Linked DNA regions of Mus musculus: region 1 is linked to region 2. Evidence: chromatin contacts called from ENCODE Hi-C or POLR2A ChIA-PET data. All regions are on one chromosome and are shown on one strand. The core of a region is the stretch at or near the end of the contact, and the rest is flanking DNA. Distances in the headings are between cores, read along the strand shown. Region 1 holds the start of Lysmd2 (LysM, putative peptidoglycan-binding, domain containing 2). Region 2 overlaps Tmod3 (tropomodulin 3).

Region 1 (6,531 bases), core at 2,518-5,017, 84 kb before region 2:
TGTGTCAAGTGAGTGTATAACTGTATCCTACATCACATTCCCAGCTGGTTCCTGTGTGGCCCCTGGGTTACAGATGAGACACAACTGACAGGATCAGCAGAGGACCCAGCCCCGGCCACTTCTCACTACATCTTCCCTTCTTCACTGCTGTTATCCTAGTTATTCTTCTAGTTCACTGCATCACTACAAAGCCTTCATCCTAGCTTGTTCCCTTTGGTCCTGGTCCATACAGTCTATCATCATAGCAGCAGCCAGAATAATCCTTTACGGTCAGGCATGGCGATGCATACCAGCACTCCAGAGGCTGAGGCAGGGTTACAAATTCAAAGTCAGACTGGGATTATACAGAGAAACCTTATCTCAAGACAAAACAAAACAAAACAAAACCTACTCTGTTGGGTGGATTTTATGCCAACTTGACACAAGCTAGAGTCATTGGGAAGAGAGACCTTAGGAGCCAGGTGGTGAGAGCATGTGCCTTGAATCCCAGCACTTGTGAGGCAGAGGCAGGCAGATCTTTTGAGTTCAAGACCAGCCTGGTCTACAGAGCGAGTTCCAGGACAGTCAGGGCTACAGAGAGAAACCTTGTCTCAGAAAACCAAAAATAATAAAGCAAGAATACCGCTTGGTCATTATGGGAAGGGGTTTGGTTTGGTTGGTTGGTTGATGGTTTCGGTTGTTCATATCATCATCTTATTATGCAGCCCTGACTCCAATACTCTATATGTAGCCCAGGCTGACATGGAATTCCCAGTAACCGTCCAGCCTCAGCCTCCTCAATGGGTACTGGTGTTATGGGTGTACGCCACCACATCTAGCTTAAGATAAGCATTATCACATTCCCTGGTTCTGTATAGCCAATGGGAGCACCTCCAAAACAATTTCATCAAAGCAATGAGCTAAGAATAAAGGAGCCAGGCAGTGGTGACACACGCACACCTTTAGTCCCAGCACTCTGGAGACAGAGGCAGGTGAACCTCTGTGAGTTGGAGGCTAGCCTGGTCTTCAAAGTGAGTTCCAGGACAGTCAAGGCTAAGAGAAATCCTGTCTTGAAAGGCCAAAAACAAATAAGGAAGAAACAAAAAACAGGCGTGATGTTGCCTTTAGAAGAACATCCAGCCATGTGCAGACAAGAATAGAAGGGTTCGTGTCTGGTGGGAAGAGCTGGGTACTGTGAAATACCCTACAATGCTCAGGACAGCCTCCTGAAACACGGAATCTTTCCATCTGTATGAACAGAATGTCACACGGAATGCACACCTTACTCCAGCAGGTGAAAGCAGAAAGATCTGCACTTCAAGGTCATCCTTACCTACATGGGGAGTTCAAGGCCAACCTAGACTACATGAGACCCTGGCTTCAAAACACTAAAAAATTTTTAAAATGTATTAAAAATAGTGTTGAAGTTGAGAAATCACATTATAGACTAATTATGACCAGAGATTAAGTACCTAATTCTTTACATCTGAATTTACATTAGAATCAGAAGTTGGGGCTGGCAAGACACTTTAGCAGTTAAGAGCACTGGTTGCTCTACCCTGGACCAGGTTTTTATTCTCAGCACCCATGTGGTGATGGCTCACAACAGACTTTGACTCCAGTCCCAGGGATTTGCCCTCTTCTGACCTCCACAGGCACCAGGCACACATGTGGTACACAGACATACATGCAGGCAAAACACCCCTGCACATAAAATGAATAACATTTTAAAAAATAAAATAAAAAGATCAGAAGCCTTTATAAAAGTAAGGACAATCTGATTTATACTTTAATAGGAAAGGATAATAAAGTTAAAAGTAGCACAATCCGCTTTAGACAAATCACAGGTTCGAAAGCATTTGAACAGAAGTCTACATCACACTAAGTATGTGTTTAGCAGAAGCAAGCAATTCCAGAAGAACGTGTGTCACATGGGAGAGAACAGAAAAAATAATGGCCTCTTTTGGATATCACAGATTCATAAGTATACACATACTAGCCTAGTAGCTAAGATGCACAGAAACCAGACAAAAGTGACCCTCCTCCTTCAGTGAGCAGGATGCCGAAAGCTCTGGCTAAGAATGCAAACCGGAAGTAATATTTAGAGCAAAGAAGACCCTTTATCCCTGTGTCAACTCAAGCCGGTCTTGGTAATAACCATATTTGGAAATACCCTGACCACTTATCTACCTTCTCATCTGCAGAAAGATGAGCCACACCTGTCTCCCCTTAGGCTTCTTATGAAAGCCAAATTAAGTAAGAAAAACGCGGAAACAAACAGAAGCAGGAGAGGTGGCTCCGTAGTTAAAAGCACAGGATGCTCTTTCAGAGAACCAGGGTTCAATTCCCAGCACATGCATGATGAGTTACAAAACCTCTGTAACTTCATTACCAGGGTAACTGACACCCTCTTCTGGTCTTTCTGGGCACCAGGCACACAGAAGGTGCACATACATTAATTCAGGCAAAACACTCATACACTTAGATTTTTTTTTTCAGTTCTGTTTTTCCTAGGCTCTGACCCAAACCAGCCCTCAGTGAATGCTTGAAGGCAGGCTGTAAGAACATTTAGAACTGTGGAGAAGGGTCTCAAAATGGTTTGATCAAGCTCTCAAAACGCTTAAATGATAGATAGAAAGACTTGCTGGTAAACAAACACCTGGTTAAATATGCAAAATAGGTTACTCTGAAGATACAGGCGAGATCATTTTAATTCTGACTGCTGCCCCGACGCTTTCAGGAAAGATCATTGAAAACGGATACTGAGTTCCAATGTAAAAAGGCCATCACACAGCTCACAGTTAATTATAAGTAATTTTAATGAAACAATTTGTTCCCTCGGGTTTCCGTGATCTTCCCCAAGGTGTAATGAAATATACCCAAGACGCACACCCTTATAAATTCGTAAAACACGGCCCTCCAGCTCACCTAGACCACAGTTCCAGGCTGCTGTTTAGACAGGTGTCACGTTCAGGGTCGCCAGTGAGCACAGGGGTGTAATTTCACTTCTAAATAAAGAAGCAGAATCGATAGAACCAGAACCATCCACGGGAAGAACTGTACATCCTGACTCATCACAGCTTGTTTACACAGCGCAGAATTCGTATCGGTGTGGCTTTGAGTAAATAGGTAGTGAGCTCCGGGGAGGAAAACGGGGAAAGGTGGCTGTGGGTAGTGCCCAAAACGCGGGCCTCCTTGTTTCTCGCGCGACAGATACGAGCTGAGACTGGCAGGGCACTGGGAAGGCCATGCACTAGCTGGTCGGGGGAGCTCTGGCGGCCGCCCCTCTCCGCAGCAGCAGCAGCAGCAGCAGCAGCAGCAGCAGCAGCAGCAGCTTAGGCGCCCACTGCAGTTGCAGCAGTGCGCGCTGGGATGCGGCGCGGGGACGCGGGGACGCACGGCCTGTTCCCCACCCTCCGCTCCCACCCCCGACCCCGCCCGAGGGCCGCAGGTCCGGGGCCGCGGCGGCGCGCCCTGCTCACCGTGACTCCGTACTTGAGCGCGATGCCCTGAAGCGTGTCCCCGGCGCGGACCCGGTGCTCCACATGGCGCTCGATGACGCCGGCGCCCAGAGGCGCCCGCACGCTGGCCGTGCTGCCGTACGAGCGGGTCTTGGTGCGGGCCAGGCTCAGCGACAGCTCGGCCTCCTCGGGCTCCGAGGTGGAGCGAGAGCGCGGCGGAGGGGAGGGCGCCGAGGGCCGGTGCGCACGGGGGCCGCCTTCCCGCAGGGCCGGCGCAGGCGAGAGATCCGCCATGGGTCCTGCCAAGGCCGCCCGGGCGCCGAGCTCGCCAAGGGGGCGGCGCCTCCTCCTCCGCCTCTTCCTCCTCACTGGGGCTGCGGCTGGCCGTGCCGCGGGGGCGGCAGGCGCGAGGCCGAGGCGGGGAGCTGCGGGACCTGCATGGCGCGCGCCGCCCTCCGCGGCCGGCTTCTCCACGGCCCCAGAGGTCCGTGTGCTGGTGGGGTTAAGGGAGCTGAGCCCGGACTGCAGTGTGCGGGTCCTGTCGGAGAAGGCCCTGCGGAAGCGGGAGCTCGCCGAGGCCCGTGAGCCGACAGAGGCCCACGGAGGAGTCCTGGGACCCATGTGGACCCCAAAACCGTGCAGACAAGAAAGAGTCCGCCCAAAGCCTGCCCTGGCCACAGTACACCCCCACCAAGCTTTGCTTGCCTTTCCGGATTCCTCATTGGGCAGCCTGCTTGCTCAGTGGTACCCCCTTAATGACATCAAAATCTCGGTGGCAGGAAACCTTAAGATCACTGAACATAGATACAGGTCCCTGTCCACCTGGGTGGTACAGGTCTTCTGACATCCTCCCAACACACACGCACAACTCACGCGCACACCCTTGACAAGGTACTGACCTCAGTCACACACTAAGCCAGTGCTCTTATCACCGACCTATGTATACTAAGTCTTTCTGTTTGGTACTCAGGCCTGCTGGGTAGTCTGCTGGGAGCTGACTACCCTCCAATTGTTGGTAGTCCATTCCTCTTTGAAGACCAGTGCCAGTTTCAGGCCTAGGCTTGTGCAGAGTTAACTGGAGTCTTCTGCCCTAACTCTTGAGAGATGCCACCCCCACCCGTTCATCCATCCTTCCCTCATCCCCACCCCAATCCCCTTACACACACACACACACACACACACACACACACACACACACACACACCCGACTCTAGGTAGAAGAGAAGAGTTCTCTTGTTTCATTGGTTTTCTGAAGTTTGGTATGTTGCTGTGCCCACAAAGACAAAAGAAACCGTTTAGGACACACTGGAGGAAGAAGAGCGGCAGCAGTAGTCCCCAGTATCACCCACCCCTTAAAGATTCTTCAGTTTTTCCCTGAATATAAACCCACATTGGCACCCAAGTCAGTTGTTTTTACTTTTCACATATATACCGCATCCTGACCAGAAAACTTAACCTCCTTCCTTACTCCCATCTTCATGTTTCGCCTGTGTTGTTCCCTCCATCAGCAACAGTATTCTCCCAAAACCCTGTCTACTGCTCATTTGTCCACTTTTAGGTTTTTTTTTTTTTTTTATCTATGTGTGTGTGTTCTGTATGCGTTTTGGGTGATCGCGGAGGCCAGAAAAGGCTGACAGATCCGCTGGAGCTGGGATTGCAGGTGGTTGTGAGCTGCCCGATGTAATCGCTAAAAAACCAAATCCATGTCTTCTAAATGAACAAGACACTCTCTTAAGTGCTGAGCTATCTCTCCAGCTCTATTTTGAAGAAAAGGTTCCCTGTAGCCTGGATCTCTTGGTTCCTGCCGCCGCTACTGTTACTAGGATTACAGACTGTACCATCACAAGTGGTTGGTGCTGTGCTGTGGGCTGAACCTCAGCAAGCTCTCTACCAGATGAGCTACACCTCTGGCCCCTGCATTTTAGTGTTCTTTTTCTGAAACACGGTCTGACCTGTATAGGCCAGGATGGCCTTAAACTCAAAATCCTCCTGCCTGAGCCTCCAGAGTGCTGGGATTGCCTGCGTTTCACTACATCCAATTTGTTTTGTGTTTGTTGCCTGGGACTCATGCTGCCAAAGCTGGTCTAGAGCTCCTGAGCTCGGCTGATCCCATAAGCACAGTAAATGCTAGAAGTAGATTCCCAATCCATTGTTCCCAGATTTCTTCCATCTTTAAGGTCCCTTTTTCAAATAGTGCTCTTGGGCAGTGCATAGGCTAGAATCAAAGGCTATATTCTCCATGGGATTCTTTTTCTGATTCTCCCCAAATTGTCCCTAGCCCAGCCTGCCCAGTTATTATTTCCCCATAGACCCTCCAGGGTGGTTTGTGCATCTTGTTCAGTTTTGAACTGTGTTTTCTTTGAAACATTTGTGCATTTACCTTATCTCCACCAGATACATACTCCCGGAGGCATCACTGGTTCTTTCCCAATATTTTTTTTTAAGCTCCAGCAATGCCTACTTCAATAGAATAATAAAAAAAAAATACACATTATTACATGTACCTGAAGTTCAATAGAAAAATATTAAGGTCTGCATTGGTTCTGTGTGCACTCCCAGCTGTGATAAATCTCTGCTATAAGAACAAAGGCAATAGGGCAGACAGACTGTACTGAGATTCCTGAAGTTAAAAACTGAAACTAACTTTCCACTTCTTTGTAGCTTGATTACCTCAGACACTTTGTCTCAGTGACTGGAGTCCGAACAATTCAACAGGCAATTCTGAAATGTTTACAAGCAAGGCTGATAATAGCTGGAGTAGAACTATTCTAACTAGTAAGTGTTCCTCAAGACTTGAGTCAATGCGCTGAGCACTGTGGTGTACTCCCAAAACCCAAGCACTTAGAGCAGAAGCAAGAACTTTCTGCAAGTTTGAGGCCAAGATGCTCTGTAAAGCAAGATCCAGATCTGTATCAACAACATAGTAAGGGAGATTCTGTATCAATAAAACAAAACAATGATAAAATAAAACGTTTTCAAAAGATTTGGCTTAATGGTACTGTTTAAAGACTCCTTTGTTAGTGTTTGTCTTAGTTCATTGGGATTGTGCTGACAAAATAGCACATGTGGGGTAGTTTATAAACAGCAGGAG
Region 2 (6,670 bases), core at 931-3,430:
CTCAAGAAGTATGATGCCTTTTGGGGCCTCTGTAGTCACCAGGCACACATGTGGTGCACAAACATACCAATTAGCATTGTGCTTATTTTATGTGTAAGGAGGCCAGAGAGAGGAGGGTCAGAGTCCCTGGAGCTGCAGTGGCAGATGATTGTGAGCACCATGTGGGTTCTGGGAGTTCAGCAGAATTTTCTGACCCAGCAACATGTTCTTAACTGCTGTGCTGTCTCTCTAGCTCCCATATAGAACATGTTCAAGTTGGTTTGTGTCTGTGTGGTTTAATGTTCTGGCCAAGTTCATTCATCCATTATTCTGGAGTTAGTATACGTAATACTATGCCTACCTATAATCCTGGACTTTAGGAGGTGGAGGCAGGAGGATCAGACTGTGTAAGATCTTGTTTCAAAAAGCAAAGAAACAAACCAACCAACCTTCACCAGGTGTTGTTGTGCATGCCTGTGATCTGAGATCTGGGGTCAGCAGGAGGATCACTGCAAGCTTAGGGTATGGCTTATACATGTATGTTAGGCTACACGTAGTGGAAGGCCAGCCAAAGCTACAGAGTGAGGTCTTTTTTCTCTGCTCCCCAAAAAGACAATGTGTGTTCATTGCATTTGTTTTACAGTCACTGATTGGGAAACGTCTTGGTTTTGTTTTGGCTTAAGACAGTGTCTTATACAGCCCAAGTCGACCTTAAAGTACTAAGATTACTGGTATGTACCACCACACCCAACTTTATTTGTGAAATCTTCATATAAAAATATCCCAAGGATATTTTTATATCCATGTCTTGTGGGCTTATTTTGGTGGTTTGCATTAGTTTTAGCAGTCTCTAAAAGCATTTTCTCCCATACTTGACCAAAAACCTTATCTAATTGACCCTTATCTGATTAGTTTATCTAAACTTTGGGGACAGCTTTCATTCAGACACCCAGACACCGTATTAGCTGGTCACCGGCAAGCCTGCAAGCATCACTGATGGCATTATGTTGAGAATGGTTTTTCTCAGTACAGTTTCCTCATTTAGGGGCACTTGGTTTGCATCTGAGCAGTGATGTTCTCCCCACTCTTCCCTGCAGCATAATTGTTGGTATACAGTGTTGCTAGAAGATGGGGTTCCACTCACCTGTGGCTGTGAGGGGAAATGAACAGGGAGGAGCCCTGCCTCCTGCCCAGGGCAGAATCAAGTTTGCTTTTGCTACTTGCTCACACTTTGCTGGTCAGCACTGTTTTGAATTCAACAGAAAATGAGTGCTGTGTCTGTGCTTAGACTCAACCTTAGGGAACTGTTGAGTATGGCAGCCCGTGTCTTTTCTATGCCTTAAGGAACTGTTGAGTATCGAAGCCTGTGTGTTTTTGTGCCTTATCTTGGGTCCTCGTGAGCTCTTAAAGTTGGTTTGAAAAACATTTATTTCTAAAGTGCAGAGAGAAAAGAAGACTGTGTTCTGTATCATTTTCTCTAAGACCTTTCCTCTTGGTCCTATGAGCCTTTTCCCGTCCGTGTCCTGACAGTCTAGCCCCCTCCCATAACACATGAAAAGTAATAGGCCTTTAATAAATGTATGCATTGATTTGAGGGTGGATTGAAAAATGAGAGTGTTTAACAATTCATGCTCAATCCCAAAATAAAGCAATAAATAATAAATATTTAAGTACAAGAAAGTCAGAAGGGACAGAGCTGAGAAAGGCACTATCTTTGTTCTCTACGTGGCATTCAGCTCCCTCTTTTAGACCTAGCCTAGTCTTAGGATTTTTGTAATTAGTTTGATTCTTATTAACTTGGTAGAGTAAGAACATTATTGTAGAAGGAAGAGTGAGTCATAGCTGTACTTCTCCTTTGGGAGAGAAAGGGAAGAAAAAAAAAAACTCAGATTAATCCCCCATTATACACTTGGAACAGTTAGCCGTTTATTTATGGCTGAGCACTCTTTGGTTTATTCGTAGGATAGCTGGTAGAAGGCTTTTAAGTTAACCAGAATACAAACACTGGGATTAAGACACTGAGCACGCTTCAGGAGCTCCTGTTTTGGCATTTGTCTTTGGTTCTCAGGATGGCTTCTTCTCTCACCTTGCTTCTTCTCATCTGTTGCCATGACTCCACCAAGATAGCAGTAGGGGTCACTGGGAGGGGGAGCAGTTTGCAGCAGTGAACCATGACAGGAAGTAGCTTACTCACATGGGAGCCCCAAAGTCTCTCGGGTTCGCACTGACAGATTGCTTTTGAAGTGGCATGAGTAACCTGTTGAAGTATTTTCTTGTAACATTGGCTGAAGTGGTCTGGCTGCTTTCTGCGGTAAGGTTGCCCTTGCCCTCTGTAACCTCCGTCTAATTAAAGCTCTTTGTTCTGGCCCTAACAGGTTTGCTGGGCTGCCTGGTAACTTCCGGTTTTGTTCTTTTCCCCTTATGCTTCTGGAACCTAAAGATCTCACTTTTAACAACCCAACTTGGGCTGTGGCAGTGGGAGAACGGGCTGGACTATGCTGTAACTGTTTTATTTCATTTTTGTTTGTGTTTATTTTTTAAGTTTGTGTGTGTTGAGGCAGGCCCATGCATGCACTTGAGGTCGGAAGACAACTTTCAGTAGTTGGTTTTCTTCTTTTACCATGAGGACGTGAATCAGTTTCAGGTAGGCAGGTTTGGAAGCATGTGTCACCCACTTTGCTGGCTCCCTTTTTTATTTTTAAAATCAAATATTTTAAAATGATGCAGAGAATTCTAGGCCAGCCAGGGGATTCAAAGTCATGCCTTGTCTCAAACAAACAGAAGTCCCCCAAAACTGGGTGGCAGAGGCAGGCAGAGCTCTGTGAGTTCAAGACTAGCCTGGTCTACATAGCAAGTTCTAGGCCTGCTAGTGATATATAGTGTTCAGAAATGAAAACTGAAATATTGGAGAGATACCCTAAAAATTGTTGTCATATAAAGTTAAAAGGTTACTGTTTGAATAATTTTGACAATTGTGGATTGAGTGACTCTGGAGTTGGTTTGCTGCATTAGTCCTTAGTGTGTGTCTTGCTTTTTCTCTGTGTTAAGGTTAGCTAAGAGCTTGCCTGACTGTAGTTAGAGCACAGTGACAGACTAGACAGGAATCCCTAATGTACAATGCCTGATATACAGCAGGAGGGACTGCAGCAGGAAAGAAAAGGAAGGTAATAGCAGGGACCTGTAAGGCCTGCTGCTCTGTAAGACGCGGTCGTGAACAGTGCTCAGCAGCACGGGCCGCGTGAGTACAGAGTAGTCCAGGTACAGGAACACTTAGGCACTAAGTGTGCCTGCTTTGCTGGAAGAAGAGCGATAAGGTCAGAATTGGTGGAGCTTTTTGAGTTAAGAGGTGAATGGTTAGAGATGAGTCAGGGCCTAGGGTGTCTTTTGAGTCCTTGTGGACCCCTTTAAGACCATTTGACTTTTATTTTTATTAGGATTTGATACTGTTAGATATCATAAGCAGTGCTGATTAATGCTGTTATGGTCACACAAAAGCATGCACATGGATCTTCATAGCCAACTTATTTGTTATAAGTCAAGACATAGAGTTGGGTGCTGGAGGTATGGCTTAGTAGTAGGGTACTTGTATAGCATACACAAGGCCCTGTGTTTGATTTCCAGATAACTTATCTGAATATCAGTGGCATATATATATAACATTACTGTGAACTATAGCAGAGAACAGACAACTAATGTAGTAACTTGGATGAATTCCTAGGGATTTATATTTGGTGACAAAAGCTAATCTCAAAACTGTGATTCTACTTTTTTTGTTTTTGTTTTTGTTTTGTTTTGTTTTGTTTTGTTTTGTTTTAAAACAATCTCTTTATGTAACCCTGGCTGCTCTGGAGCTATGTAGACCAGGCTGGCCCTAAGCTTGTAGAAATCCTCCTTTGTCTGTTTCTGGAATGCTGGATTGCAGGCAAGAGCTACCACAACCATCTGAATATATCTTTGAAATATCACAATTTTAGAAACAGGTCAAAACAGTTGCTGGGTGTGAGAGAGGTTGGTGGGTGTGGCTATAGAAGGGCAACAGGAGAAGTCCTGTGGGTTAAACTTCTTCTTGACAGTGGGGCTAGATGCATGAATTTATGCTGGTGTTCAAAAAAAGAAAAAAAAGACTATAATACAAACACATACATAGGACTGCATGTAAAACTGGGGAGATGGGGTAAGACCAATGGAATGGGTCAAGATCAATGTCTTCCTTGTGATCTGTGGTTTTGCAAAACAGACACAGTGTGGAAGACATTCTTCTATATTATTTCTTTGTACTGTGTGTGACTCTACAATTATCTCAGTAAAGGCTTAAATATCACATTATACACCACAAATATACACAATTATAATTGGTTTACAATTACAAATTCTTGAGTTGGACTGAGAAGATGACTCCGTGGGTAAAGCGCACATGTGTGCGTGCGCACGAACACACACACAAAGATTAAGAGGAAAACCCTTCCATTAAAAAAGAAGATAACTGTTTATTTTATAGAGTGTAGAGTATAGGACTTGGCTCTGCAGGATCCACATAGTTTGGATGTGGAATATGAGAGAAGTCAAAGTTAACTTCAAGATTTTTGACCAAAGCAACCAAGTTGCCGTTTATTGTTATGAGCAAGATGGCAAGGGGCAGGGAGAAGGGTAGACATATGGGCTCTTGCATCTTTATTTGTTTTGTTTTATTTCAAGACAGCTTCTCTGTATAACAACCCTAGTTGTCCTGGAACTCATTCTGTAGACCAGACTGGTCTCAAACTCACAGAAATCCACCTGCCTCTGCCTCCTGAGTGCTGGGATTAAAGGTGTGTGCCAGCACCACCTGGTGGGTTCTTATGCATACATGGGAAGTTATTTTTCAGATATAGAGTTCAGAAGAAAAGTCCATATTGGAGGTAAAATTCAAGAATGGTCAATGTATAGAATTCATCAGAGGTAGGTGAACATAGGTAAGAAGGAAGGTCACTGTCTACAGTTTGCCCAGTCCTGTTGTAGGTAGAGATGTGAATCTGCACAGAGGTTTAACCAGAGAACTGCAGGATCATGGGTGTGCAAAGAGAACAGATAGATGATCCTGGAAACTCAAGCCTACCCTATGGAAATGATGATGGAACAAGGATATTGAGAGACCGTATCTCTGAACTCCACAGTTGCTTTTAGAACATAATCTGTGTTAAAACCTTCCTCTATAAAAACAGAAGCTTGGAGAAAATAAGTAGATATGAGTGAGGTACAATAATGATGGTTTGTGGAAGGGATATATATGCCGTGGTAGAGGTCGAAGAATGACTGTCTGGAATCATTGTTTCCCTCCACCAGTGAGTGCTAGGGGTCAGACTCAGGTCCTTAGTGCCAGTTGTCCTGACTCACTGAGCCATCTGTCGTATCAACCCCACCTTGTGTAACTTATAAACTCTCTTCAAAGGAGAAAATGTATCCTAGTGCTCACTGAGGAGGAGGCTAACTAAAACTGAATCGTTGTTGATCGCCCAGCACTGGAGGATCTTTTGAGGTCAAGGCCAACTTAGGCTATATAATACCCTATTTTTAAACCAGAGAAAACAACTCTAGCAACCACTAGCAGCAACAGAACTGTTTATTGATGGGATTTGGTTAGAAGGGGCACAATTAACTATATATAAGGTTATGAACAGTTTATCCCTGGAAGCCAGAGTAGACTGATTAATTATTTTCTGCCAGTGAAATAAGCCAATTCTAGCAAGATTAGAGTATATAAAGACAGGTTTATTGGGAAGTAGCTCTAGGGCGAGTTGTCATGGGGCCGGACATAGAGGGACCGTGGGAGGGATCGAGAAAGAGAGAAAGCTCAAACACAGAGAGAAGAGAGCAAAAGAGACCAAACTGTCTGCATTGTATAGGGAAGAGCTTCAGAGGGAGGGGTAGCCCAGCCCCTGGGCTGGGATGTTCAGGTCAGGGAGCCGGGTTTGCCTGCCATGTCCTATAACAAACAGGTAGGAACTGGGAATTCTGGGAGAACCTGGAGGCCATGTTAAAGGAGACCTTTAACATATTAAGGGTCCACTTTAGTATGTTAAATATGCACCTCAGCCTCTTGTCCTTGGTCTGAGCCCCAACATCCTAGCTTTGGTTTTTGGATAGTAAATGAATAAGGGGCAATGTAATCATCTATAACTACTTCCTGCTGACATTAGGGTGCTGTTACTGGGGGCTGGGGGGGAGCAAAAAGCTGGCATGTTGGCCAAGTCTGGGCAGAGCAGGCTGTTTTACTTGTGGTCCAGGTTGTATGACCACCCGGGCTAGCCGCATTTTGGAGCTGTTCTAGATGCAGGTTCTAGGAAATACCTGAACTTGCCAGGATGCTGGGACAGATAGGAGTGTGTGTGTGTGTGTGTGTGTGTGTGTGTGTGTGTGTGTAGAAGATAAAGTTAAGGAGTTTAGGGAGAAAACCTTTTTCTTGGGTGTACATTTGAAACCTTTAGGCCCATGGTCTTGGTAGTTGGGGTGGGGCTCCCAGGACCAGGGAAAGGGGACTAGATCCCCCCTCAGGATTAAACAGGTAGAGGAGGGAAACAGGTTATTGATTGGCAGTACTTATCTGGAATCAATTTGACCTGTGAGAAGTGGATTCGAGTGGATGCCCTGAAGCTTAGAAGTATCTTTTTAAGTTTATAAAAAGAGGTAAATTTTAGAAGTGTTAGCATTGCCA

Evidence for each region. A loop is a pair of places that touch in the nucleus more often than their neighbours do. ChIA-PET counts read pairs that join two places held with the same protein, here RNA polymerase II (POLR2A).
Region 1: POLR2A ChIA-PET joins it to region 2 with 16 read pairs in Patski. The contact joins the promoter of Lysmd2 here to the enhancer-like site in region 2. A Hi-C loop is called at or near these places in 1 of 37 maps with a recorded cell type or tissue (T-helper 2 cell). POLR2A ChIA-PET finds 5 or more read pairs at or near these places in 2 of 5 experiments (Patski and embryonic stem cell).

Annotation. Positions count from the first base shown.
Region 1 is chr9:75,622,968-75,629,498 of GRCm38, reverse strand. Lysmd2 (LysM, putative peptidoglycan-binding, domain containing 2) reads right to left here and starts at 3,767. Exons shown (of 3, transcript NM_027309.2): 1 at 3,462-3,767. The coding sequence starts at 3,734.
Region 2 is chr9:75,537,246-75,543,915 of GRCm38, reverse strand. All of the region lies in intron 1 of Tmod3 (tropomodulin 3), which reads left to right. Among named protein-coding and RNA genes, the nearest start is that of Tmod3, 19 kb to the left of the region's middle. Within about 2 kb of position 2,180, at least 1 of the 3 ENCODE cell types and tissues checked has a DNase peak (open chromatin) inside an H3K27ac peak, as active enhancers do.